Linked DNA regions of Mus musculus: regions 2, 3, 4, 5, 6 and 7 are each linked to region 1. The links are chromatin loops, found by intact Hi-C in ENCODE. Cell type or tissue: heart. All regions are shown on one strand. Region 1 holds the start of Rai14 (retinoic acid induced 14). Region 2 overlaps 4930556M19Rik (RIKEN cDNA 4930556M19 gene). Region 3 holds the start of Brix1 (BRX1, biogenesis of ribosomes). Region 4 holds the start of Gm10389 (predicted gene 10389). Region 5 overlaps Rai14 (retinoic acid induced 14). Region 6 has its middle 40 kb from the start of Gm19276. Region 7 has its middle 11 kb from the start of Gm19276.

The links. Peaks named below come from ENCODE experiments on the same cell type or tissue, not always from the same donor. Only the 100,000 strongest peaks of a DNase experiment are listed, where the experiment ranks them.
Region 2: it touches region 1 in a loop (2.7-fold over the local background); 3 of 42 quality-filtered maps call a loop at or near these places.
Region 3: it touches region 1 in a loop (2.4-fold over the local background); 8 of 42 quality-filtered maps call a loop at or near these places.
Region 4: a loop joins it to region 1, with 2.1 times the contacts of the local background. A loop is called at or near these places in 4 of 42 quality-filtered maps.
Region 5: a loop joins it to region 1, with 3 times the contacts of the local background. A loop is called at or near these places in 2 of 42 quality-filtered maps.
Region 6: it touches region 1 in a loop (5-fold over the local background); 15 of 42 quality-filtered maps call a loop at or near these places.
Region 7: it touches region 1 in a loop (10-fold over the local background); 7 of 42 quality-filtered maps call a loop at or near these places.

Annotation. Positions count from the first base shown.
Region 1 is chr15:10,713,140-10,717,139 of GRCm38, reverse strand. It overlaps Rai14 (retinoic acid induced 14), which reads left to right and starts at 2,509. Exons shown (of 18, transcript NM_001166408.1): 1 at 2,509-2,617. It overlaps 4930556M19Rik (RIKEN cDNA 4930556M19 gene), which reads right to left and starts at 2,304. Exons shown (of 7, transcript NR_045063.1): 1 at 2,160-2,304; 2 at 366-492. In heart, a CTCF peak has its summit at 1,811; DNase peaks (open chromatin) are centred at 2,379 and 3,169; H3K4me3 peaks cover 2,586 bases; H3K27ac peaks cover 2,507 bases; H3K27me3 peaks cover 1,411 bases.
Region 2 is chr15:10,769,460-10,773,459 of GRCm38, reverse strand. The region is part of intron 5 of 4930556M19Rik (RIKEN cDNA 4930556M19 gene); the gene reads right to left. Among named protein-coding and RNA genes, the nearest start is that of 4930556M19Rik, 57 kb to the right of the region's middle. In heart, no CTCF peak of the experiment used is centred here; a DNase peak (open chromatin) is centred at 1,949; H3K27me3 peaks cover 342 bases.
Region 3 is chr15:10,485,464-10,489,463 of GRCm38, reverse strand. It overlaps Brix1 (BRX1, biogenesis of ribosomes), which reads left to right and starts at 3,527. Exons shown (of 10, transcript NM_026396.3): 1 at 3,527-3,729. The coding sequence starts at 3,571. It overlaps Rad1 (RAD1 checkpoint DNA exonuclease), which reads right to left and starts at 3,446. Exons shown (of 6, transcript NM_011232.3): 1 at 3,200-3,446; 2 at 2,748-3,011; 3 at 1,366-1,474. The coding sequence starts at 2,945. In heart, CTCF peaks have their summits at 2,016 (motif pointing left) and 3,235; a DNase peak (open chromatin) is centred at 3,443; H3K4me3 peaks cover 1,902 bases; H3K27ac peaks cover 1,409 bases.
Region 4 is chr15:10,597,094-10,601,093 of GRCm38, reverse strand. Rai14 (retinoic acid induced 14) reads left to right here. Exons shown (of 18, transcript NM_001166408.1): 5 at 1,310-1,374. Gm10389 (predicted gene 10389) reads right to left here and starts at 801. Exons shown (of 3, transcript NR_033541.1): 1 at 707-801. In heart, no CTCF peak of the experiment used is centred here; a DNase peak (open chromatin) is centred at 1,933; H3K27ac peaks cover 706 bases.
Region 5 is chr15:10,581,914-10,585,913 of GRCm38, reverse strand. It overlaps Rai14 (retinoic acid induced 14), which reads left to right. Exons shown (of 18, transcript NM_001166408.1): 13 at 2,078-2,132. Among named protein-coding and RNA genes, the nearest start is that of Gm10389, 16 kb to the left of the region's middle. In heart, a CTCF peak has its summit at 2,332; no DNase peak of the experiment used is centred here.
Region 6 is chr15:10,867,218-10,871,217 of GRCm38, reverse strand. No RefSeq gene overlaps it. Among named protein-coding and RNA genes, the nearest start is that of Gm19276, 40 kb to the right of the region's middle. In heart, a CTCF peak has its summit at 2,209 (motif pointing left); a DNase peak (open chromatin) is centred at 1,187; H3K27ac peaks cover 909 bases.
Region 7 is chr15:10,816,276-10,820,275 of GRCm38, reverse strand. No RefSeq gene overlaps it. Among named protein-coding and RNA genes, the nearest start is that of Gm19276, 11 kb to the left of the region's middle. In heart, a CTCF peak has its summit at 1,979; a DNase peak (open chromatin) is centred at 1,875; H3K27ac peaks cover 1,149 bases.

The DNA of each region.
Region 1 (4,000 bases):
AACTGCTTGTGAGGTTCCTGCAACAGCTTGTGGTTTCTGCGGCAGGTTGGTGAGCCCGGCAGGTTCCTCAGGACTGAGATACAGCTGTCTAGTGTCTTCTTACTAAAAGAACTAGACTGTAGCTGCTGGTTTATGCCTGGTGTCTGCCTGCCTAGAGGACTGGTCTACAGCTGCTAAGTCATATTTGGTGTTTGCTACTGAACTGCTGCCAAAGAAGATTGAATTTGCCCCCCAAAACTATTGCTAAGCAGGTCCTCTCTCCCCATATCCTAATAACCTTTCTCTTCCACTACCTCTACTGGGTGGTGGGCTAGAGGAGAGGTTAAACCCGTAATAAAAATGGGTTACAAAAAAGTTATACCTACCATGTAACCTGTTTATCCCATCAGATTTTAACAGTCTTTAGATAGCAGTTACTCACTTCATTCTGGCAGCCAATTCACAGTCCCAGACATGTTCAAAACCTGAGCTCGGTTAGCATTTCTAAAACTCCTGGGCAAAACAAAAACAAAACAATGAGAAGACGTTACTTAACCCCAAACCGATTTCTGTGCAGGAGGAAGCATTTTGAGGGTTGTCTAAGGAAGGTTGAAGACTCTAGAGTACACTGGGTGTTAATTTTGAGTTTGAAAAGATTGAATCTGCAAACGGTTTTGGCACAGTCTCCCCTCCACACAGTGCCTCACACACATCAAACTTGCTGATGGGGGCTGAGTTATAAACTAATGAGGGTAGCACACAAGGCACCTATGGGAACAGGGCAGCGTGAGAAAGGGGTCTTTTCAGGTGACCAGGAAAGATAAGCAGAGGCGAAGACTTGGGTGATGAAAGGCTGGTTAGAGAGACACTTGTTGAATAGTTTAACTACAGTTTGTCGTCGGTTTCCTAAACAATATGCACACACTGGCATTTCCAAAGGAGCCTTTGACAGGCTGTACCACCCTCCCAGCTGCCTCTGATTCAACAAAAAGCAGATCCACAGGTGGTTACCTTTCCTCCAGCTGGAGGATCGGTAGAAGGTACTTAAATACTCTGTTGGTAACTGATTAAAGAACCCAAGATCAAAACCCGGTTAGAAGAAATGGCCCACACTACACAGGGTGCTGTCAATTGTTTCTTTTAGTGTGGTTTTTAGTTCCACATCACATGTGTAAAAGTGTGTATCTTGCTTTGAATTGGCTCCCCACTCCCACTCCCCTGCCCCGCCCCCCCCCCCCAGGGATTCTTTTTGATGTATGGTACTTAGGAAGTAAAGACTATTGAGCTAAAGATGAAGCTTTTGTTTTCTAGTTGGCAAGTTCGCTTGTGAAAGCTAAGGCAAGGTGTTCTCTTAGGGAAAGGAGTGAAGGGGTGGGGTAAAAAAAAACAAACAAACAAAAAAAAACAAACCACCCGATCCGATGGTAACACACAAAGTCAAGATACTGTACACTGATTGCTGTTAGGGTGACTCTCACTTCTGTTGGAACTGGTTGTTTTTCCTCCTTACTTCAGTGGACTTACAGGCGATCCTAGCAAAAATAGCTAGGATCTGCTTACTCTAGAAACCTTTCTGTGCGAAAGACACAACACCAACCAGGAGTCCCATGGAGCTTTGGTGAGTCAAACTTTTTACGATCTAGCTGGCTAGTGGGACTAAAATCCCTGCTTAAATTAGGGGAATAATAGTGAGATTTCAAACCCTCAGAATTAATGGAAGGGTCGATTCGGTTCAGAGGTCCGGTCCTGGTGGTCTGGGGGAGGGAAGCTTTACCGGATCTCAGGACTTCCAAACTCAAGACACCCCGCTGAGGGCGCTCCTGCCCCTATCTAGCCGGCCAGTCCAGGCTGTAGATAGTCTCCCAAGCCCTGAGCAGAACACAACTAAGTTTTGTCTTACACCTGAGGAGTGTTAGGAAACAGTCGCTCCAACCAACTGGTTTAGCCCAGAAAATGTAAGTACATTCTGGTTTACTTTCTTTTCGTTCACACTGGAAATGGAACCGATCTCAGTCTGGTTCAGAGGGGGCTTGGGTCGGTGACTCGGCTTTTCCTAAGACTACAGATAACTTTGGAAACTGACCAGAAACAAGTACTTTTTCCGAGCCCTTATCCTACCCCAGCGGTGGAACCCGCATACCGCGGATCTCACTAACTTCAAGTTAAGGTGTGAGACAGACCCACGCAGAAGGATTCCCACGATCCGCAGAAACGCAAGCGTGGACGTCCGGGACGCGCCGCGGGCCGGGGCGTGGGCGGTCGCAGAGCACCTCCCGCAGGTCCAGGGAGCAGCTCCGGGGCCAGGTCACCTGACTCCCGGAATTTGGGGCCGCGCGGAGTGGGAGTGGCTAGCAACTCCCTCCTGGAGCCCACGGGATCCAGGTCGGGGGCCGGCGCCCGGCGGCCACGTGGTGGTGCTGCCGTTGCCCCCGCCCTGCCGGCGGAGCCCCGGAGCTGAGCGCCCACTGACCCCGCGTCGGGAGGAGGAGGAGAAGGAGGAGGAGGAGGAGGAGGAGGAGGAGGAGGGACCCAGCGCAGGAAGCCGAGCAGGAAGCGAGCCCGGCAGCCGCACTTTCCTGGGGAAGCGGCGGGCGGGACGGCCAGCGGGGCCAGGAGCTGAGGCCGCCGCTTGGATGGGGTGAGTGGCGGCGGCGAGGCTGGGGTGCGGGCTCTGGACTCGGTCCCCGCCTTTGTGTCTGGGGCTGCGCAGAGCTCCGGGCGCCGAGAGGAGCGGGCGGGAGTTTTGGTCTGGACAGAGCTTTGGCCGCTCACTGACCACGGAAGACAGTTGGAAGGGGGGGTGGGGTGGAGGAACGGGAGGATAGTGGGGATCTGGCAGAAAGAGAGAGAGGTGCGACCTAGTTTGGAAAGGGGGTTCGCCTCCTCTGGCGGTCTGGTGCGGGACAGTGGCGCGGGGTGTCTGCGGAGGGAGCGCGGGTGGGAATGAATGACCGGACCCGAGAGGACGCTGTGGCTGCGCCCCCGGGGCAGCCCGTCCCACTTTCGTGCCCTGCCCCGGGTCCGGTGCCCCAGTCCTTGCTCCCTGGCTCGACCCACCTCTTGACTGAACTTGGAAAAGCCGGAGACGGGAGGTGGGAGCGAGAGACGCCCGGTGGCTCTGGAGACCCACAGTCCGCTATTGTTCCTTTACGGACTCAAGGGAGCTGGTGAGCTGTCTGGAGGGCGCAGGCGAGACCACCCTGGGCCTGCCACTACCCCTTACCCCCAACTCTCCTTGTCATTTTCCCCCACCACAGCTCCTAGGAGGGCAGGGAGGAGGATGCTGGAGTTGGGAAACATTCCAAGCTGCTGGGCTTAGGTCGGCATCCTTCGCGACCCGTCCGGGAGGGCAAGCATCCATCCTTCTTTCAACTCTCGCCTACTGTCTTGGGCCAGTTTGTGTCGCCAGTTTAGGTTCTGCAGTTTCCAGTAGTTTTTCATTTTGGATTTCACATTTCCTTTGGTGGAGGGGGGTTAAGTATGGAAAGGCAACAGATGGGGAGATTAAAGCAGATGGAGCCCACTGTGACTTAAAGAGGCAGGGGTGACCTCACAGAGGCCTGAGCTTTATATAAAGCCAGGCTTTCTTTTCTAAGGAGCCCAGCTCAGCTCAACTTTACGTCGTTACCAAGTATGCAGATGCAAGGCCACTCACTTCGTACCTGCTCCTTCCCTTCACTCTGAACTCTGGTGATTTGAATGCTATCGGCTTTAGGAAGAATAGCGCAGAGCAGAGCTGCCTGGGACTAGAAGACTGCTTATTGTCTGGGGTATGAGATCTCAAGGTTGTGAAGGCTGGCCTAGAGAAGAACAAGGTTTGTCCCTTTAGCGGATCTAGCGTTTGCTCTTTTAGCGAGAACTTGCATCTCCTATGGGTTTGAACGGAATTGGAAAAAAGCCTGTGAATCCCAGGGAGGTTGGACTTCGCTTTGTCCCACCAGTGCTGGGCCCTTGCTTACACGTGAGAAAGCGAGTCGTTTTGTTTTGTTTTTGACTGATGGGTTTAATTTTTAACTGTTAA
Region 2 (4,000 bases), 56 kb before region 1:
CTTGTGCTGTAAGATCGAGAATCGACAAATGGGACCTAATGAAACTCCAAAGTTTCTGCAAGGCAAAAGACACCGTCAATAAGACAAAAAGACCACCAACAGATTGGGAAAGGATCTTTACCTATCCTAAATCAGATAGGGGACTAATATCCAACATATATAAAGAACTCAAGAAGGTGGACTTCAGAAAATCAAATAACCCCATTAAAAAATGGGGCTCAGAACTGAACAAAGAATTCTCACCTGAGGAATACCGAATGGCAGAGAAGCACTTGAAAAAATGTTCAACATCCTTAATCATCAGGGAAATGCAAATCAAAACAACCCTGAGATTCCACCTCACACCAGTCAGAATGGCTAAGATCAAAAATTCAGGTGACAGCAGATGCTGGCGAGGATGTGGAGAAAGAGGAACACTCCTCCATTGTTGGTGGGAGTGCAGGCTTGTACAACCACTCTGGAAATCAGTCTGGCGGTTCCTCAGAAAACTGGACATAGTACTACCGGAGGATCCAGCAATACCTCTCCTGGGCATATATCCAGAAGATGCCCCAACAGGTAAGAAGGACACATGCTCCACTATGTTCATAGCAGCCTTATTTATAATAGCCAGAAGCTGGAAAGAACCTAGATGCCCCTCAACAGAGGAATGGATACAGAAAATGTGGTACATCTACACAATGGAGTACTACTCAGCTATTAAAAAGAATGAATTTATGAAATTCCTAGCCAAATGGATGGACCTGGAGGGCATCATCCTGAGTGAGGTAACACATTCACAAAGAAACTCACACAATATGTATTCACTGATAAGTGGATATTAGCCCCAAACCTAGGATACCCAAGATATAAGATATAATTTGCTAAACACATGAAACTCAAGGAGAATGAAGACTGAAGTGTGGACACTATGCCCCTCCTTAGATTTGGGAACAAAACACCCATGGAAGGAGTTACAGAGACGGAGTTTGGAGCTGAGATGAAAGGATGGACCATGTAGAGACTGCCATAGCCAGGGATCCACCCCATAATCAGCATCCAAACGCTGACACCATTGCATACACTAGCAAGATTTTATTGAAAGGACGCAGATGTAGCTGTCTCTTGTGAGACTATGCCGGGGCCCAGCAAACACAGAAGTGGATGCTCACAGTCAGCTAATGGATGGATCATAGGGCTCCCAATGGAGGAGCTAGAGAAAGTAGCCAAGGAGCTAAAGGGATCTGCAACCCTATAGGTGGAACAACATTATGAGCTAACCAGTACCCCGGAGCTCTTGACTCTAGCTGCATATATATCAAAAGATGGCCTAGTCGGCCATCACTGGAAAGAGAGGCCCATTGGACTTGCAAACTTTATATGCCCCAGTACAGGGGAATACCAGGGCCAAAAAGGGGGAGTGGGTGGGCAGGGGAGTGGGGGTGGGTGGATATGGGGGACTTTTGGTATAGCATTGGAAATGTAAATGAGTTAAATACCTAATAAAAAATGGAAAAAAAAAAAAAAAAGAAAACAATTCCAGGTCATTCAAAAGGAGACTTAAGTAAGCATGGTCTCCAGCTCTGCTTTCATGTTCTTCTGGACAGAGCAAGTGGCTCCACCCCCATCCCTCAAGGTAAGAAAAGCCAATGGCGGCATCAAGTTGGCAAAGTAAACAAAAGAGGTGTGTCTAGGTGAGTCTAACAGAAACAACATGTAAGCACTGAACAAGTTTCTTAGTCAATGCTGGTGACTTTCAAAAGCCTTCAGTGCCTATAGAAAAGCCCACATCTAACTGGACTTTTGGCTTTGCTGTTTATATGCCTACCCAGCCAATCACCTAAGCTTCTCTCATCTTGGTGCTTCTCTGCCTCTCAGGCCAGGGGAGCAGAACGTTCGGGCTAAGTGTGTGTCTCACAGGAGAAAGGCTAGCTCCTCCCTCTGCCTGCAAAGCTGGTAAGGCCCAGCAGGAAAAGGCTCATGTCCCTGTTGTGAAATGGAATGTACCAAAAGGGGATGTGATTCATGTCTGTAGACGACACATAGTATTCCCGACAGCTGATCAGGAAATGCCATTTTGTGTCTGGTGAAGCCTCTTCAGAAGTTTGATTGAGACTTGCTTGGAGCAGATGTTTTCAAGTTAGTGCTTATTATCATCTATTCAAGGACTCAGTCTGCTCTCACACTACGTCTAAGAAAATAGTTTACATCCTTGTCTCTCCCTGCTGTCTGTGTCTCTCTGTGTCTCTGTCTTGCTATCTCTCTGTCTGTGTCTATGTCTCTCTGTGTCTCTCTCTTTTCCACACACATGAGTGCACACACACACACACACACACATAAATTTTCTGAGAGATACATCACACAGCATGAGGCATACTTTAGACTGGAGCATCTTAATTATTTTCAAGACAGAATGAGTTTCTCTTCATTTCTAGGCAATTCAAAAGATTTAAAATGAACAAATAAATCCAACTCTCAATTTGTGCTCAATAAATAAGAGAAGGCCAGGAAGTTGGGGGGGGGGCCAGACATCTACAAATCAAATCTATTTACAGCTTGTCTGTGGCCTCTCCCGAAGGAAATGAAAGCTGACCTGCTTACTGGAGAGGGATTTTTTATTTATTTGATCATTTGTGTGCTTGTTTGCCTTGCAGGGAAACACCTAAATTTTCAAGAGGTCTAGATGTCAAGGAGTTGCTAGATCTTCATAGGAAATGTGTAAGTCTCAGGGATGACTGGTTTATTGGAAAGTTTATTGGAAAGGATTCCTTAACACTTAGACAGAAATGAGCATGCATGTCTTAATGAAAGCAAGCTTTTCATTGCCAAGGGAACCCAGGAGGATAAACACTTCCCAGGGACAGAGCAGAGCAGGGCCTCTGCTCCTAGAGTAAATCATGGCTGACTGGTTGGTTAATACCGACGTACTTTAAATTCCTCAAGATTTAGCACAATGATAAACTGGGTGTGTTTAGGCTTTTTCTTCTGTCTCCCTGCTTTGAGGCATGTCTCACATACACACTCAGGTATGTAAGGAACCGTCCCCTACTCCATCCCTGTCTCCTCAGCCCACCAACCCTGAAGTCACTGCCAGCTAAGGAGCAACAGAACATTCATTTCATTTTGGAGATGCTCCTATTTAAACTCAGAAGAGCAGTGCACAGGCAACTCTTCCACCCGTCTTCCTGTCATCACCCTCGCTTCCTTTCCTGAGCGAGACCAAGGTAGCAACCGTGGAGTCACCCATGTCTCCCCTTTTGACATTGATCATGTCTGGCTCTGGCTTACTTCTTTAGCATAGTGCTTGTCCTCTTGGTGCCTTCCATCTCCCTAAAGGCACAACTTGCCTGTTTGACCCTGTAAGTCTTCTTGCTATGCAGTAATTCTTGTGACTTTTGTGGCTTTCATAGGCTCCTTACCCTTGCCCTGTCCTCTTTGCTACATGTGCTAGTACACCCTTATTTTAGTAAGCTCAGTTTTCTCTTACACTGGATGGGCTTGTTTCTGTCTCTCCTCTCTATCCTCCTGCCCCCGCTGACACTCCTCGCTTGTCCAATTTCATTCTCACTAGAAAACCAGCTTCTCGTTAAGCCCATTCTTGTGACTTTTCAGCCTTCCTGTTTTCTGCGTTCTCCCAAGATGCTGAACCGCGGCCACTCAGTTTAGCAACTGACTCAGTACAGTTCAGACTTTGTGTGATTCATGTCTTCCACTTTAGTATAAGCCTTCTCAAGACAGACAGCTTAGTTTTGGCTTCCATATATTTTGTGACTAGACAATTGGTTTGGAAGGGAATATACGATTCAAGGACTATTTGTTGAAATGGCTATGAGGTATAAAGGCCTTTGGGGCCACCCAGTCCAGTTGTGATGATTAAATCAGTTACTTTCTGAAACCTCCAAGTGATGTAGACACATAGTAAGTCTCCTGCCACCTACTCACAGTGCAAGTAAAACCTTGGAGTCTCAGTTTTCTTATCTTCAAACTAGAGGGGGCTAATACTTGACAGAGTTGCTATAAA
Region 3 (4,000 bases), 230 kb after region 1:
ACTCAAGGCCCTGTCTACAAAAACCAAAACTTAATTATGAACCTGCCAGTGCAAAGCCATGAGTTACTTCCCTATGAAATAAAACAATTCTTGGATTCTTCTAGTCTTATATACAGGGCAACTGAATTTCCTAATTAATGGTCAACTGAGAGTGAGCAAAATTGGCTTCTCCTGCTTCTAAGTAGACGTTAGTTCTGAGTAAGTCAGAATACATATGTAATTAAAACGTATTTCACAACGTTAAAGGTATTTCATGAATTTAAAGTCTTTTGATCTTAAACTTACAATCTTGGAGCCTTGTGTGATGATGAATATTGTCAACTTGACCGGCTCTAGCATCACCTAAGAGACAAGCCTCTAGGCATGTCTGTGATAGGGATTTGATGATCAGGATGAGGTGGTGGGAGCCCCACCCTAAATGCAGGTGGCACCATTTTAAGAGCTTCTGTGTTAGACTGGATAAAAAGAAGACAGCCACCTAAGCTCTTCTCTGCTTCCTGCCCGTGGACACAATGCCACCAGCCGCCTTGTGCTGTTGCTTCGCTTCCAGGTTCATCCTTGCCACATGGACTACACACTCCAACTGTGAGCCTAATTAATAAACCCTAAAACTGCTTTGTCAGTCATTCTTTTCACAGCAAAAAGGAAGGTAAGGTAATAACATACCTTGCCTATTAGGATGACCTAAAATGAATAAATACCTTCACAAATATGTAAAGAACTAAAACAAACATTCAACTTGTAGTTTAAATATTTATGTCCTATGATTATAACAACTAGGAGGAAAATGAATTGGAAATCAGTTTCCCTTTATTCTTTAAAAATTTAATTCATATATACAAATGCACCCCCTAATTATTAGGGCCTAATACTTCCCTCCCTAGGACTCCTCAACTTGTTCCAAAGAAATGACTTTTCCCTCCCCTAGCTGCCATCAGCTGCCAAAAGCATCTCTACTAGGGGTGGGGCCTCACTAGTCCTTCCCTGAGAAGTTAGTTTTCTAACAAAATACTGTTGGGCTTGGGGCCGTAGCTCAGCTGTAGTCGAGTGCTTGGCTAACACGTATGAAGTGCCAGTTTCAATCCCCAACACCACATAAAACTATAAATGGTTGCCTATCTCTATAATCTCATCACTTGAGGCAAGGGCAGGAAGATAAATTCCAGGTTATCCTCAGCTACACAGGGAGCTCAAGGCCAGTCTGGGATACATAAGACTCTGTTCCAAAAAAAAAGATTAAAAAAAATTAAAAAGCTTATATTCTAGAAACCTTCCTGTATGTATTTTCTATTTTTTTAACCATAATAAATACTTTTATGCCACAACAATAGTAGTAGCAGTAGTTGTAGTAGTAAAATAGTTCACCTGGTGTAGGACTTGATCCAAAAATAGATAAACAGTCTAAAAGGATAGTTAAGTTAATTCGAAAAGTAACAGATTCTTCCTGAATGACAAATTCCTGAAACACGTCAGCCTATGAGAAAGCAAACATGAAAACATGAAAGTGGATTATATTAAAGAATGAAAATTCACACGTCTATATTTCACTTTATGCTTAGAAAGTAACAATACTCTGCCAACTCCATGAGAGTATTTCTCATTCCCAACTAAGACATACTAAGTTTTCAACCTTTCCCCACTTGAATACTACTGAATGGTTTAATCATTAAACGTGGAACACTAAGTGATGGCTCATCAGTTAAGAATACTTGCTAATCTTCTAGAAGACACAGGTTTAATTTCCAGCACCCACACGGTGACTAAAATCCTTTTGTAACCATTTTCAGGGGATCCAACACCCCCTTCACAGGAACTTGGCAGGAACCAGGTACACGCCTTTTGGAGACATTCATGCAGGCAAAACACTCATACACACGAAATTAAGAAGCCAGGAGCTGGAGGTTGGCTCAGAGGTTAAGAGCACTGACTGCTCTTCCAGAGGTAGAGGTCAATTCCCAGCAACCACATGGCTCACCACTATGTGTAATGGGTTCTGATGCCCTCTTCTGGTCTGTCTGAAGACAATGTACTCACATACATAAAATAAACCTTTCTAAAAATATTAAAAAGCCAAACACCACAAAGTTACCACCCCCTAGTAAGGGCTCTTCATCTTCATTTCTGTATCTAAATTTAACACCTATGTGAACTTGCCCTAACTCTGTCTTGTGCCTATCCCTTAAAGCTAAAGTCACTTAAGGATAGGATAATTCAGTGTCAGGCAGTGGTGGTACATGCCTTTAATCCCAGCACTTGGGAGGCAGAGGCAAGGCAGAAGCAGGCGGATCTCCAAGAACTTGAAGCCAGTCTGGTCTATAAACCAAGTTCCAGGTAACCAGGGTTACATGTTAGACTCTATCTCCGGGGGAAAATGCTCCGAGGAAAAATTACAGCCAATAAGAGGAAAAACTAAAACGTGCATGACAATAATACTGTAAAGAGTAAATAGGGTTCTCGCCCTAATTCAATCAGTTGTAAGACTACTGAAAATTAAATCTGGTGCCACTATGTCAAACGAGAAAGTGTCTATATGTGTAAAGATTAAAAGAGGAAAATGGTGAGAAGAGTCATTAATAAACTATCACTAGTAATCGTTATCTGTGTGAGACAAGATGGGGAAAGTATTTGTTGGCAGGAAAGAAAAAAAAGTAACGACATTTTGTTCACTAACTTGAGTTTTGTTGAATTAAGTCCTTCCAAATTCATTCATTAGGGAATGCTTTAAAAATGTCTTCACTCCCCCATACCTGAATAAAGGCATTTGCTTGCACACACTTTGCATTCTCCACTGTAACCTTGATTCCGTTTTTGGTAGCAAAACACGTGGCGTGTTCTCTGAAATGAATGGCTTTCAAGACAGTGGAGAGATTCCTAACGTTGTCAAGGCTGGCCACTAAGCAGTACTGTTCGTACTCCTCTTCATTGTACTGGGTTAGGAGAGGCATGGATGGTCCACGGTACCGTCGGCTCCGAGAAGAAGGATGCTCCTCTTCCGGAAGATGTGTGAAAACCTGAGACACGGAACAACAAACCTCGCTATCAGTGCGGACAGGACTGGCGACCTCAACCCGAGCCGAAATCGAGATCATTCTATTTTCATGTCTCAAAACTACGGTATTCTACACTGAATGCAGTTCACAGGGTAGCTCTAAAAGGCGCGGGTAACCGGGCTTGCTTAGCACCTCTGAGCGCCACCAACCTGGCTTGCAGGAGAACGCGACTTCGGCCCGCTCGCCGCACAGCGGCCACTAAGGGAGCCCCTGGCGCCAGGCTGTGGGTGACGTCCGACCCCTCAAAGCCCCTGCCACCCCAGCCCCAAGAACACCCTGAGCGTCCAAAAAGCTAGCAAGCCAGGCAAACAGCTCCCGCCACCGTTCAGATACGCAACCACCTAGGCCACCGTCACCACCGAGCCGCCGTGTGCCTAGAGAGTCTACCTCGAGACCGGAAGCGAGCGCCTTGGAGCCGGATGACTTAACTCACAGCCTAACGTGGGCTACCATAGAGATCGGAAGGCAGAGCGAGCGGCAGAACCGGAAGTGCAGGCAGCGACCGACGCGGCGAGGCGAGATGGCGGCGACCAAGAGAAAGCGGCGTGGAGGCTTGGAGGTTCAAGCGAAGAAGCCAAAAAGGAGCTCGAAAGATGCCGGGCAGCCAGCTAAGCAGGCCGATGTGGCCAAAGAGGCGGAGGAGGAAAATAGAGATCGTATTCCAGGTCCGGTTTGCAAGGTAAGAGGCCCGACTCCCGAAGTTGGAGTCGGCGCTCTGACCCACCTTTGGGCCACCGAAGCAGCGAAGTGACTCCAGTCAAAACTTGACAGGATCTTATGCTTAGGGTTCCCTGGAGGGACTGGACAGTGTTTATGTCTAATTTTCGTGTAGATGGCCTTCTTCCTGGAGACAGCAGTTCGTAGACCCTAAGCCAGTTAACAGGGAGTTGATTTAATGGGTGTTTAGTTCCAGGATCCTTGTCTTCCAGTTACTGACCCCCACCCCGCCT
Region 4 (4,000 bases), 120 kb after region 1:
TAAAAACTCTGAAACCTCCAGGTAATGTTCTTTCAGGATGAGCATGTTTGGAGGAGAGGGAAATGAGGGGTCAAACATATTGTGGAAGTATTTAGGTTTCTAGAATGTTCACTGCTGACTGAGGGCTGTCTTTTCTGGGTATCTGGGCCTGAGGTAATCTAGTCTGATGTGAATGTTGTGGACCCGGGGCATTTTGCACACCCGTGTCAGCTAACTGCAGTACTGTGAAGCCTGGTGCTACCACAGTCCTGACCAGTGCAGACCAGAACCTGCAGGGAGCAGCGGTTAGAGCCTCTGAGTGTTACCTGTGGGTGCGATACCCATGGTCACACTAAATGTATGACCTTAATCTCTAGAGAAATAGTCCCTTCTTTGTGGGAGAAGAGTTTATTCCTCCTAGCTGTCTTTGGCATAGCAATTAGGAACTATGTAAGGAGTGTGTGCTATTCAGAGAGGTCTTGTCTAGCATCATACTTCTTCCTGTGCCTTGCTCTGAAGGTTTGAGCTGTTCAAGTTTTAAATGAAGGTCTTTGAGGCGCTTTACATCATAAATGACAACAAAAGCTAAGGCAAGAGGAACTCACTGGCTGCCAGTGGGAGTGTGAACTGCAGCTACTATGGAAATCAGCATAGGGGTTTCCAAACAAGAGAAAAACTAAAGTATCAACTACCGCACCACCCCTGAGATTTCACCCAAAGGACTTACCACAGAGAAACTTGCAGTCCTCGCTTATTGCTTCTGTAATCACAAAAGCACAGAAATCAGATCAGCCTAAAGTGCCCATCAACAGAGGAATGGATAACGAAACTCTACTGCATGTACACAATAGAATTTCGTCCATCTGTTCAGAAAAACAACCCTGAAACTATGAGGCTCACAGAAAAATAGCGTTTTGTGGTAACCCAGGCTCAAAAGGGCAAACACCACATGCTCTCTCAGATGTGGGTTCTGGCTCCTCTAATGGTTATCTTGTGGGTGTAGGTCATGAAGCTAGAGAGCAGACCTGAGAAAAGAGCAGAGAAAGAAAGTAGCTTTAACCAAGAGGGTTGGAAGGATGCTAAAACACATGACAAGAAACTAAAGGGGGGAATATTTGGTTGGGAGAATAAGAAGGAAGAGCAGGTCTGGGGGGAAATCAACCAAAACTAATATGCAAGAAAATGGTGTAAGGAAACCAGGTAAAAGAAAATGAAAGTTGTTTTGGGTTTTTGGTGTTTGTCTATTTATCTATCTATCTATCTATCTATCTATCTATCTATCTATCTTTAATGTGGCCACTCCCCAATGTTTACCCTTCAATCCACGTAGGTCACAGTGCTTTGCATGTCGCAGCCAAGAATGGCCACCCAGAGTGCATCAGGAAGCTTCTTCAGGTAAGCAGGTGACGAAGGCTACGGATGTCACTTGATTTATTCTTAACTTAAAGGTAATCTTACTTGTGAAAGGAGAAATACTTCTCAGTACACACCCCTTTGAATACTGTCCTCCAGCCCATGTGGAAAGAATGACTAACAAGAAGATTGTCTCCATGGCAACATGACTAGCCGAGAAGGCGCTCCTCACTAAAATTTGAGTTTTCTTCCTAGGACCCGCCTTACTACCCCCTTATTTAGTTCCTCTTTTCTGAAAGTCAGGTTTTCATGAAGCATTTTCCAAACTGTAGCAAACCCTGGCTCTGCAGCATCCTGTTGTTCTCTCTGTAAATTGCTCGTGGGGTGCAGTCCCTCCAGATAAGCAGTTGCAACCATTCCGTCTTGGTGCGTAGTGTGATGAGCTCTTAGTTAGTTTTTGGTTCTTGTTAGAGTGCATGGTTTTATTCTTATTTATAATTGTTGGCCAAATCCCGGGTTGGCTGGCTTTGTCGGGAAGTTTATCGTGATCCCCTAAGGTGCTGACCTCCGTGAATTTGTTAAGACGTGTATTTCATGAACCAGCCCCACAAGAGCATACAGTAATGTCCAGCTGTTGCTAGTCAGAGTGCAAGCTGGCTATTTTCAGGAACAGCATGGAGCAATAAAGTGTTTGGAGTACTGTCTGTCCCGTCAAGCTGTCGTCCTGGCTTTCACAGACACTCTTGGTGAACCAGCATCTTGCTTTTGTTTGGCTTTGAAATTCTAAGGCAAAAACAGTGGTCACATCCGTCAACTTGTTCCATTGATCAGGCCGCTCTTCCGTCTTGCTTTGCACGGCGCCCCGCTGCTGCGCATTCCAGGAGTGCCTAACTTTAACAGGGTCTTTGAAGCAAATTTCAGGAAAAAAAAAATAGATCAGTGTTTGTGGTGTTGACTTAAGAGAATTGCTCTTGACCAGTTAATGTGGAGATTTTCTTACCTTCTCTAGGACTAGGTCCTCAGGATGAAGGGGGAAAAAAAATGACTCTCTTGCCCAGAGTGCCCCACATCTATACCCTGAGCTCTACCTCACTTTTAAAAAGTATGTTTTAAATTCCCATTCCACTGCAGCCCATGCATCTGGCTCTGATTTTAAGGAAGATTTAACCTGACAAGCTCGAAGTCCTTGTGGGCTAGGACCAGATATTCTAGCCTCTAATGTAATTTTATATCTGGTTATGCAAATGCCTTGGTTTTTCTCTGAAACCTTTGAAGCCTTTAAACAGTTCCTTGTGCCTGGTCTAAAATTAGGCCGGAGCCTGGGTAAGTAGTGACTTGATCTCCAGTCTTCTGACCACAGCAGAGTAAGCACTGCACTTGAAGGTAGCCCATTCTTACCTCCTCTGGCTTGCACTTCTGAGCATTGTTCTTTCTAGATCACTGTTAGCAATTCCGCCTTCCATGGCTTCCTGCGGGTCTGGCACTAGGTCCCAGACCTCTCAGACCTCTTGTTCAGCTCTGTGCAAGTCAGGCTGTGTATAAAGGAGGCTCCTTTGTCTCCTGCTGTCTTACCCCCCAGTACCTTGTGCGTTTAGTGTTCTCTCTGAGCCTTTCTTTGCTCTTGTACCCCATGCCCTCGTCTCTCTATGCCCTGTTGGTTTGCTGGAGATATTTCTGCTCTCCAGCTGTTACTGTTTCTGGAGTCCTGCAAATTCAAAGTGAACTCTTGCTTTTCCATGTTAAGTCCTCATATCAAGTGCTTCCAGGGTACTAGGCTTGGTGCTAAGTGTTAGGTATCTACCAGCAAGCAGGGCAGTCGCTATGTTGATGGAGTTCACTGTCTGGCTGTTAAGGAAAGGACTATATGTCACAAACTGCAGAGCACTTAGAAGGAAAGTAGTGGTTTCTAGGAAAGCCCTCACAGAGAAGGTGTTGCTTAAGCTGAGATCTCCAGTGTACGAAGTACCAGCGGAACCCATTCCACACAGAGCAGTACTACACGGGATGAGGGGAGGCAAGGTCCTACTGGGAAGCGGGTGGAGTCGGGGAGCCAGAGACTGAATCAGAAGCAGAGAAATGAGAGAATGTTGTACAGAACTCAAGTCCCTTTGTGTGTTGTGATGGCCAAGCAAAGCAATCCTAGGTTCACTGTGGAAGTGTGAAGGGCAAACAGTGACCTATATATACAGTTTTGTAAGATGATTCTTTTGTATAGAGAAGTGGTTAAGATGGGTCAAAACAAATGAGACCTATTGGAGGCAAGATTCGTTTATCATGTGAGCTGCCTGGGGCTATGATGTGAAGGTAATAAGAAAGAGAAGAGGCTAGCTCTCATTAGGAGAAGGGATCTACAGGATGTGCTAGGTGAGATACTGGAGGAAGAGGGGGGAGGAGAAATCAAAGCTAGATTGACTTCTGTCTCATTGGGTGGATTGACAATGGTGGTTGGTGTTCACAGAGAGAGTAAATACTTGGGGAGGGGCAGGCTAGGGATGGAAGAGTGGAAAACTTCCCTTTTGAGTGCTTATGAGATGTCAAACAAGTGAGTTCTTGAGCCAGGGCACTCACAGATAATGCTTATATGTGAACAAGAATCCAGACTCCAACAGGATCAGATCCTGGCTTCACCACTGCCATAATTCAAGCAATTTATTAACTTATTTGTTGT
Region 5 (4,000 bases), 130 kb after region 1:
GCATAATTAAAAACACAGTCATTAAAAACCATTCCATAGCTCAACAATAGCTCACCTAGAACTGATCTTACCAAACCGAGTTGACATTTCCAACCAAAACAACAACAAAGCTTTTCTCATGGCTGCACAAATTCTTTTCCTGACTATAAAAGCAGTATTAATCTATTTTAGAAAGTCCATTAGGCCTTATTCTACCAATTCTGTAAAGTATGTATTTAGAAAGTATTTTAAAGAAGAGGGGGGACCTCGGTTATAATGACTGTTTACCTAGGCATCCCTGGGATGTTGTAGTTGGACAGGGGAAATTTCTAACTGTTAAACGAATCCCTCCTGTGTAGCTGGTTGTGTATTTACATCCTCCAACTCGGACTTATTAAAGGTGAATTCTGAGGCCCACTCCCGCACACTGCCACTTCCTTTACTTTAGGCCGTATCAGTAGACTTTTGAGATGAACACTCATATAGGCAACACAAGGGAATCATGGTCCTGTATTAGCGTTCTGACGTCATCTAGTAAGATTGTGGCTGGAGAGACACAATGCATTGCAGCCAGCAATACCGTGAATTGTAACTCTCAACAGTAAGGTGGGCTCTGGCTCCTAAACAACACAAAGCAAAGCAAGATTTCTTTAAGTGCCAATTTAGAATGGCTGAGACCAAAGGTTGATGAGCATGCAATATAGTCGAAGTACATCTGTCGTTTTCTCCAGGTGGGATTGTAAAATGTTAGCTATTTTGTATGTTTCACAATTCCTTTACAAGTTAAACATGTGCCTACTCTATGATCCAGCCCTGTGTGTTTTCCCAACAAAAGGAAAAAAAAATGTCCATACAGAATTGGATACTTAAATGTCCCTGTCTTATTCACAGTAGCCTAAGCTGAATTGCCATCAGTACTGAGTGGATGCAGATAATACGATATATCTGTGTGAAAGCGTATCACTCAATGATGACGTGCAGAAGGGATGAGCTGTGTGGCATATAAACAGCACCAGACATAGAAAGCCGTCAATAATAATAATAATAACAATAATAACAATAAAAACCAGCTACACATATACCCTTACTGTGTGGCAGTCCATTGTAGAAAATGAAAATCGGGGAGTCCTGGCCGCCTGGGGACAGAGCAGGCAAGGATTGGCTGTGAGAAGGAAACCTTGGGGATGACTGATGGAAATCTGTGGTTGCCATGGTGCTGCTATCTGTGCTATAATCATTTGCTATAATCTCATGAAATTGTCAACTGTCATTTGAGGCAGTTTGCCACCGTTCGTATCTTTTACAGCTGAAGAGAAAAGGGCGGGACAGCCATCTTTTATCAAGTGTCAAAAATAAGCCACTGTGCTACCAGTGACCAACTCCGTATGTTCCTGACACTGTAGCTCACCTAGATGAAGTACAGGGATTTCTGGCAAGGTGTTGTATTGAGTGAGTTCAAGGAACCTTGCAGTAATTTAACAAAGTTTAAGGACAAACAAAGTCTTAAGGGCATTAACCATCAGTCCAAGACCATGAAAATTTTTATTCCCTTACAAAATGTTTTCCTCCCAGACAGCTCTTACGTATTACTATGTCCTTTAAACGGATTAATAGCAGAAAATTTAACAAGTAATAGATGTAAAAAAAATCATGTTTAATATACTTAATTAGTCAATTCATGACACACATAAATACTAGTTCTATTTAACTATATTATAAAAAAAAAAAAAACAAAACTCTGCTATCTCAGGTTTTAGGATAAAGTCCAGAAAAAAGGCTGCTATATAAACTATAATTTAAAATATAACTACAATTTCTAAAAAAATATTCTGAGAGTATATCCTCTGCAATTTCTGAAATTTTCAAAACTATACTTTTATAAGTAATTGTCTCTTACTTGCATGTATTTTCTTTTATTTGCATATATTTTAACTGCCTGTTTTCCTGTTGTGACATTTTCTATCATTTTACTAGTGGATTCCCAGGAGACCTTCTTTCTGCGGTCAGACTCAAGGAGAGTAGTCAGTGTGACACTTAAGTGTAATGAGCACGATATTCAGGAAAATTCCTTAACTGTCATTTGTGTTTCTACACACAGGCTGAGATCAGCTCCATACAAGAAAACAAAGACAGGCTGAGCGACAGTACTGCAGGTATGAACAGGAAAATCGCCTTTCCTGCCTTTGACCACATTTAATTTCTTACATGTTTACATAAGGAGAGCAGCGTCCAGTCAAGCCCTCTGTGTAAGGTCATGAGAACCAGCTCATGCCTGTCCCAGGACTGCCAGCAGCGCACAGGCGTGCTTTCTCCACTAGGAGGGGTTTATATGTTAAAGAACTAAGCCAGCAGTGCACAGGCGTGCTTTCTCCACTAGGAGGGGTTTATATGTTAAAGAACTAAGTTTGAGTGTAAAAAAAAATTCCATCTTCAGTTCTCACTTCCCATTAGTATTTTCTCTAATTAAGAATGCGGCAGTAAATAGTGTTGGCAGAGTAGCAGCAGTGCCCGGAGGACTCAGAATTTCCTGTCACCTTACGATTGTAGACAAGTTCAGATACCAGTTACTGTACCTCCCACTAAATGCACAGCAGTTGTTGGACCTGTTTTCAGTCTTAGTTATTTAGTGTGTCAAAAATAAGCTATCAGATTGCTATAGCCTGTGTATTTCATCTTATGCATTTACAGTTTGGGGGTGCAGGCCACAGGTCTCAGGCTTATAGCATCTCACTCTCATTGTACCCAAGCAGCAAGGTATATCACCAAGACAGAGGGGACTCTATAGCCCTGCTGCTCCCACTAGCTAACTTTAATTCCCACCGTGGGCTCTAAGTACATTTAGGTAAAGAAAGTGCCAGTAAGTCAAATGCAGTCGCAATGGCTTCACCAACACAGGGGCTAGTCAGTGGTGCCTTTTTTTAAAATCATCTTATTTATTTACATTCTAGTCCAATTGTGCCTTTTAAAGATCTGTCCTAGGACCCCAATTCTGAGGCTAGCCTGTGCTGTATAGTAAAACCCTCTCTCAAAAAGAAAAACAAAAAAAAAAAAAAATGAAGAAGTCCCTTTTAAAGGAGATGCAGATAGATACCTATACCCACTGTGTTGCAAAGAATATATCTTTAGAATTCTATTGAAATGAGTCTATAGGATTTCCAAGGTCCCCTTTTCTCCAACATTCACTTTCTTATAGTGTATGTTCTATAAATGTGTGGATTTGTGGACTTTAGAAATTTAATTTTCTGGGGCTGGTGAGATGGTTCAACAGTTAGAGTACTGGCTGTTCTTTCAGAAGTCCTGAGTTCAATTCCCACACGGTGGCTCACAACCATCTGTAAGGGGATCTGATGCCTTCTTCTGGCCTGCAGATTTATATGCAGCAGAATACTCATACACTAAATACATTTTTAAAAAAAAGTTAAATTTTCCAAATCTTAATTAATGTAACTGAGTAAATGTTCCATTGGATACTTTTAAAAGAATCTATTATATTGTAGAAGAAACTTCAATTTCAGTTGCTTAGGATTGTTCTCAGGCTCTCATTATGTTAGTTCATCTCCCCCAAAATGAAGACCCCACCCCCACCCCCAGACTTCATGTCAGAGGGACTCAGAGAGCATCACCTAGTACCAGACATGAGAAGAGAGGGACTCAGAGAGCATCACCTAGTATCAGACATGAGAAGAGAGGGACTCAGAGAGCATCACCTAGTACCAGACATGAGAAGAGAGGGACTCAGAGAGCATCACCTAGTATCAGACATGAGAAGAGAGGGACTCAGAGAGCATCACCTAGTATCAGACATGAGAAGAGAGGGACTCAGAGAGCATCACCTAGTATCAGACATGAGAAGAGAGGGACTCAGAGAGCATCACCTAGTATCAGACATGAGAAGAGAGGAACTCAGAGAGCATCACCTAGTATCAGACATGAGAAGAGAGGGACTCAGAGAGCATCACCTAGTACCAGACATGAGAAGAGAGGGACTCAGAGAGCATCACCTAGTACCAGACATGAGAAG
Region 6 (4,000 bases), 150 kb before region 1:
TAATAATTTATAAGCATATTGATTACAGACTTGCTACGGCTGACTCCCAAGTACCACTGAAGTGACATCATCCTGGAAGCCACTTGCTTGTGGAGTGGCTGCTTTCTTGTATATGTCAATATTTCCATGGGAAGGCATTAGGAACTGGTCTTCTTAACTGGATCCTCACTATCCACCAAACATTCACTTTGCCTAGGAACCGTTGAGTCAGAGGGCAGTTAGCACCTTGATGACATAGCATTCACCTTTCTCTGTGGCCTTCACTCCAATGTTCTTTCTTCTTTATCAGGAACTTGTTTTGATATTTTATCCTCTTTCTCTGCCTAGTCTTAAGTCCCAGTTAATATAAGTAATGAATCGTCCATTTCAAACTCTTTGAACTTGTATCATGTATACAGTTGGCTTATCACTTTACATGATTAAAGTGTATGGGAATATATATATATCACTTATATATATTCCCATACACTTTAATCATGTATGATTTAGTCATGTATACTCATGATGTCTAGATTGTCGCATGTATATTAAACTTGGGTAATATTCAAATCACCTATATATGTATATACGTACATATATATTTAAATTTAAAAATTTAAAACTAACAATATATATTTATATATATTTTGAAAGACACGGAGTGAAAGATCATGTATCTATATGTTGACAGTAACTTTTCAGTATTAGAAACGCTTCATTTGCTTATTTCTCTTCATTTTCTTGTATGCTTCCCAAGTTTCCAACAATACTCAAGTATTGTTTTTATAGCCATAGAGAACCAGAGTGCGTGATTTGGGGATGATAATAGGAAAGCATTGTGTGTGTGTGTGTGTGTGTGTGTGTGTGTGTGTGTGTGTGTGTGAGAGAGAGAGAGAGAGAGAGAGAGAGAGAGAGAGAGAGAGTGTCTTAGAACTGGTAACTGAAATGACCCTTAACTAATTTTCCACCTAATGGACACTAACATGATTGATGTCACCTAAACATTCACTTCTCATTAACAGAGCAGGGAATCCTGGACAAATCCTATCAGAGCCCGAGGAATCAATCAGGATTATCTGCAAACACTTAATCCCATGCACATCCTGTTTCCGGGACTTCCCAGGCGCAGGCATTGTGAGCCTTCCAGGCAGCTCCTGGGGGCCCTGGAGCAGCACTTGTGACGAAAGCTACCACAATGAAGGGCTGCTGACGTCAGGATTGGAGACGTCCCAGATTTCCTCCCCAGCAGTCAAGAGTCAAGGCGTTGGAGATCTTGACCGTGAACCGCCGCAGGCGGGAGAAACCACAGTACAGTACGGTTAAGTTGGTGTTGCCGATAAAGAGACAGAATAAATAATGTTTAGTGTGAGTGCATCTCAAACATTGCCCAGGATTCACTTATACTAAAGGATTAGTTATCATTTCTCTGATGTTCGAATTTAACTGAACTTTCTTACTGTGCTTTTAGTTGTTGGATATGGTAAAATGGAGAGCCTTCGCTGTCCCCTTCTGATTGGTTCGCTTTACTTATTAAACGCAGCTTTCCTGTGACCACTTATGTTTTATAAATACATGTGCCAGACCATTCTGATCACGTTGCTGCTCTAAGTAAGCCTGGCAGGTAATAAACAAGGAGGGACTAATGCAGAAACTTGGACTGGGCTGGCTGTGGGAGGGAGAGCCTCCAGTATTCTCCCTGGACACTGAAAGCAGTAAAGAGCTCTCGTGGTGATTGACAGGACCATTTCTTGACCGTTAGCTGGCCTGGTTGTTGTACAAAGAAGGTGGTGGTGATAGCAGGCAGTGAGCTCACTACCCTGCCCAGACTGGAGCTGTTGTTCCTCTGAGTACGAAACTGTCCGGGGGCGAGAGAATTGGGCAACGAGAAAGAAACCGCGTGTGAGGTCGAGCTTGGGTCATGGCCTTGCTTCCCACAAGGCACCTCTTGTCTCTAGACTGGGGAAGAACTGATGCAAGGCAGTCTGAGACTGAGAGCCGTCTATCACTGCAGGTGAAGTAAACAGCTAGCCAGCTGGCAGAGTTTGAGGGTCTGACCCAGCACCCTCCACTACCAGCAATGTCTCCCAATCCCAGTCTTTGGTCTCACACCTTGGGGACATCAGGTCATCTGGACTAGATCCTTCCAAACAAGTACATGAGAAAAGACTCTTTACCTGACAGTTTCTTTATGGATCCTGTCTGCCCCCTTCTGGCCTCTGCAAGCACTGAATGTATCTACTGCACAGACCTGCTGACAAAACCCCACACATATAAAATAAAACCAAAGACTCAACCTAGCAATCTATTTAGTTACTGTGAAGAAGCAGATGCTGTGCGGTTCTGGTGTGCGTTCCCTCTCGGTCTGCAGCTCCCTCTCCCCACCTCAGCCCGAAGAGCTTTCAGAGAAGCCAGGAGAGTGTTATGGGTTGGATGACATCATTCTGAAATCCTCCCCTCCCCCACCCCCATACTTCAGAATGTGACCTCAGCTGGATATAGGTTGTTGTAGATTATTAAGTTAAGATGAAGTCATTAGTGCAGATCTTGATTAAGTACATGTGCGTGGCTGAACCTTTATGCAAGTCAGAAAGTTGGACACAGAGGCAGACGCACAGAGGGAGACTGCGATGTGGAAATGCAGGCAAGAAACAGGGCGATACATTTTCAGGAGAGGGAATGTCAGTGAATTACAAAGGATCACTAGGAGCTGGAAGGAGGAATGAGTCCTGTCTGGGAGCCCTTGCACTTCAGGTCCCACAGTTTAACACAGTACAGTTCCCTTCTTTTGTCAGAGTAGCCCAGGAAACATACATATCACCTTGACCACATCGTTCTTCTCTTTGCTTAACGTTCATAGAGGCATAAAGAACAAAAATGGCTGGAGGGTGAAGAGGAGAGAAGTGGGCGTGGGTGTCTCACAGCAACCTCAGAACTCCGAGCCTCCGACTGCTGTTGGGCCAGAGCCCAGAACTTAAGAATTTCCCAAAGTGAAGAAGGATTTGGGGCTGCCAGGGACTGGTCCTTCGGAATCAGCCCATGATCCAACAGAACTGACTGGCTCTGACTTCCCACATAGTTCAGTGCCTTTCTTTGCTGCGTCCCCATTGTTTCTCCTAGAGATGGGGTAGGTCTTTGGCCTCTCTAACACCTCAGGATTCAATCTTCTCCCATCTCTAGTTTTAAAGGCTTCTAGCTTCCGTTTCCTGTTTTACTGGCCCCGCCCTGGTTTTGCTGTTAGCACTCATGTGTTGACACAGAACCCTCATGGGGACCCTGGCCCAACTTCTTTCTCTTTTTACGTGTCTGTGTTTACAATATGTGCCCGTGTGTATGTGCTTGTGCATAGGTAGAGTTGTAAAGGCCTGAACTTGCCCTCGCGTGTGCTCCATAGGTTGTGCTCCATAGGGTTCCGTTTTGCGGAGGCACGATCTCTCGCTGAACTTGGAACTCTATTTCTAAGTAGTCGTCTAACTAGTCTAACTAGTCGTCTAACTAGTCTAGCTAGCTAGCTTGTTCCAAAGATCCCCATTGTCTGATTCTCAAGCACTAGGATAATAGGCAGCCTCCACACCCACCTGGATTTTATGTGTTCTGAGGATCTCCATCTTGCCCCACTGAGCCATTTCCTCCAGCCCCAGCCTTACCCCATGTAAGTCCCCAATAACAGAGCAAGGATGTGAGAGGCTGTGTGGGAATCATGGGCGAGAGCAGAAGGCAGGGTGTAGAGAAAAATTACTTGGCTCAAATCAAAATAACAGGAGCAATTATTCATGCCTTGGATTTCCTAGGCACTTTTGTATATAACTCCTTTAAATACCATATCCTCCCAGAAGAAGACTGTTAAGGCAGATACCATTGGGTGGGGGGTGGGTGGGGTGGGGAGTTGTTCTATTGTTTTTGAACATCTTCATGTTACAGCTGAAAAAACTGAGGTTCACAGAGTTTTCAGAACCTGACTTAAATCACACAGTTAAAGAGGAAGGAAGACAGTAAGTATCTGACTTTCGGTTGTCTGGTTTAG
Region 7 (4,000 bases), 100 kb before region 1:
ATGCCACATGCTCAGGCTCCACCCATTCTGGAATCTGAGCCTCCTCCTGATACCCTGCCTATACAATCTCTTTCTGGCTGCCTTCAGATCAAGATATAGTCCTCTCAGCAATTTCTCCAGCTCTACATCTGCCTGAAGGCTGCCATGCTTCCTACCATGATGATAATGGCCTGAATATCTGAACCTATAAGCCAGCCCCAATTAAATGTTTTCTTTTATAAGAGTTGTCTTGGTCATGGTATCTCTTCACAGCAATGAGATCCTAAGACACCATTACTCCATCAGATAGATCACTACGAAGTAGACCTGACCCAAAGTAAAAGTAGTATTTTTGAGCATAGGTCTTAGACTGGATTGTCAGTGTGGGAATCCAGGCCCAATTTTCACCACATATGTCTTTACTATGATTAACTTTCTCTGTGTTATACATTCTGCATTCTTAGAGCTCAAGTCACATAATAGGAGGGAACCTCAGTTGAGAAAATGTCTCCCTAAGATTGGCTCTTAGGCAAATCCGTATGGCATTTTCACAATTCGTAATTGGTGTGGGAGGGCCCAGCACACTATGGGCAGGGTGACCCTGGGGAATTCCTGGGTTGTATTATACAACAAACAGTGTGAGTCACAGAGAACTAACCAATAAGCAGCATTTCTCCCCGGCCTCTGCTTCAGTTTCTTCCTCCTGACATCCTTCCATGATGAACTATAAACTGTTTTTTTTTTTTTTTAAGGCCCTTTCCTTCCCAAGCTACTTTTGATTGTGATATTATCATACCAATAGGAAGCAAGCCAGCACAGACCCCACCTCACAGCGCTGTATTATGACACATGGTGAACAGCATGGAATTGAGATGATGGAGTCATCAAGTAGTTTTTGGCTGTATCCAAACCCACAAAAACTGGGGGGAGGGGGTAATTAAACCCTGGCCATGCACAGCCTCTCCCTAGACCACCCATGAAAGCTTTTGAGACCCTACCTACTCCACTCAATGTCAAACCCGGACAGCAGTAGCCTTTCCTTTCTACACCACAATAGAAGCTCATCCTTAGAAAAACATGGAGGAACTACTAAGATTATCCTTCCATCACTCTGCTCAAATAAAACAAAACCTGTCTGCCTACCCCTCCAAGGAGCCATCCTGTGAGGGAGGGAGAGGATGTGCAAATAGTGACATTCCCTGAGAGAGCTAGAAACTGACCCTCTAAGGGATGTGAATGTGAGATTTCATGCCAATGCCACCACTCCAGAGGCATGAATCCACAGTTCAGAAGGGAGGAGAATTCCAACAATTCCCAGAAGGAGTAATACAGGGCTGTCTAACAACTGCATTCAGCCAAGAGGAGATGGGGAGGGGGGAGGGCATGAGGGCTGGCAGTAGGCAACAAAGCCATCCTGAAGTCCACATCCTGGCCACAAAGCATCCCATCTAGTCAAAACAAAACTTGATTCAAATTTCTTCTTTCCCAGAGGATGTTGGACCTGGGTGTGTCATGCCACTGTATCTGACGCACTTCTTTTGTCTAAAAACCACCAGATTTCTAAAATCCTGCCTGACTTTTACCTGGACAAGTTTGGATAATGCATGGGTGTTTCCTTCTAACAATGTCCCCTCTCCCAAGCCACATCCGCCTCTTTGGGTGCTCCATTGCAGCCCAGTGTGGGCAATCTGTGCAAAGTCTACGTTTCTCCTCTTCCTGCTGAGGTCTGCTTCAGAGCCTGCCGGACTGGGTGGAGTGTATGAGTAACCATGGAACCAGCTGCTCGCTGCAGGCTTCTCATCCTTCCCTGGATAGAGTCTGTCCTTTAGAGTGTTTAGCCTCAAGGACCGCATCAGAAGCCAGAAGGGTTCCCCTGGAGGAAATGGAAGTGTTTTTCATGGCTGCCTGCCACAGTGTGCAGCAGGAAAAGGGAGGGGTTCTCTTTGGCAACACGCTGGTGGCCGCCCAGCCAGCCCCTTCAGGACCTGTGTTCTCATTTCCCAACTGCAGGGTGTGTTGGCTGCTGGCTGCTTATAGATGAGTCCCTCTTCAGGAATTGCCTCCTGCCAAAGGCTACACCCTTTCCTCTAATATCTTCTCTATAAAGAGAGACCCATGTAGGGCACAAAGCTTCGTCAACTTTACCTCAGCAGGGTCAACTCTGCAGTGCCTTCCCAGCTCCAGAGCAGAGGCCCTGATGCAGCCGCTTCCTTTCTTACCTTCTCCCATTGCCCAGTCAGTCTCTTAGCTTCTCTCCCAGGACTTGTTCCCAAAGCACTTGAGTGAAAAGTTTAGCCTTGGTGTCTATTTCTTCATCTCTAGCCTGTACCAGCATACGCAGGCCAGACAAAGTAGGATGAATCTATTCTACTTGCAACACCAGAAGGAATTTTTACTCCCCAATGAGGTCCTAGCTCCCTGAAAAGGATTGAGCATCCTGGTGGCAACTGAAGAAAAAAGTTAAACTCAGAGTTTGATGGAGTTAGCATGCATCTGGTTACAATGACAATTAGCACATCCAGTAGCTCAAGAAATAAAGCTCTTGGGACTGAGGTTAAGTCTCTCTGCAGGTAATGTGCTTTTTGTAGACACATGAGAATATGAGTTGCAGTCCCCAACACCCATATAAAAGCTGGATGTGTTAACACATGCTTGTAGTCCTAGGACTTATAGAAAAGACAGGAGAATCACAGGGGTTTGGTGGTCAGCCAGCTTAGCCAGTCAGTGAGCTACAGGTTTATCCAGAGACCCTGTCTCCAAAAATAAAGTAAGGAATATTTAAAGTACTGATATGAACCCCTGACCTTCCATAGGTGTACACACACACACACACACACACACACACACACAAAAATAATAAATATTTTTAATAGAATACATCTAATCAAGTAATGGTTAGTCAGATCTGATGACGGCCCCAGTGTCGAGCCCAGATGGATGTAGACTGCATGGTGGTATGTTGGCTGTGTTACCTTTACGTGGTTATAGTTTTCTCATTGTACACAGAATTGTTTGAAAGCAACTAAGAAACAGGAAACAGGATGCCCTTTCTGCCTTCCTTCTGTCAGGAAGCAAAATCTTCACAAATTACTTCAAACTGACTTGCCTACTTCTTATTGGCCATAGCTGACCACATAGTGGTCACTAAAGCAGTGAATGGAAAAGGGAATTTGAATGACATACTTGACTAAGGTGGGCTTCCCCAAGGCCTGCTCACCAGCTAAGATGGAGCCAGGACCTTCTTCCTGTCTGTGCAGCTGACTAAGAGGCTATGACTGACAACGCATATTCTTAAAGTTGGTTTCACATAAACTCTGCACCTTTCCAATATCAAACTTCCATGTTTGACTGAAACAGTTTCCAATGAACTATTGGGAAATTTATTCTTTAAAAATATTTTACTTTTGTGTGTGTGGGTGTTTTGCCTGCGTGTGTGTCTGTGTGCAGTGCCCTTGGAGGATGTTGGAGCTCCTAGACCTGAGTTGCAGCCAGTTGTTAAAAGCCAGGTGAGCAGTCTGTCTCCTTGGCTTTTTGAAGCTAAGGGTCCTTAACTTGCGCCTGCAATGTTTCATTTCCTTTGATTTGACCTATTGTTCTAACAAAAGGTCTTTGGAGAATGACCCGGCCATCCAAAAAATTCAGTGCTTCTCTCTTAACAAAGCTCTAGAAAGTGCCATGAAGAATATTCTATAAATGTCAGACAGTGACATTTATATATGACTCATGTCTGCCGCTGCCAGGAATTCCAGAGAATCTCATACTGCATTAAGACTTTCAAACTCGTGACCAAAGTGGCTGCTTTGTCTACATCTTCCTCTCTGTCTTCCAAGAAAAAAACCTTTTTGATACTGGTGAGGAATTTGAAGAAAATGGCCCTCCAGGAATTTGAGCATGATAGGATGACCATATTTCCAGGTACCCAGAGACTGACTTGTCAGTGCTGCCTCCCTACTTGTTCCTATGGTCCTCTGTGGAAGGTTTTGTGGCCAGTGACTCAGTCACCAAGTCCACACACTGTCCA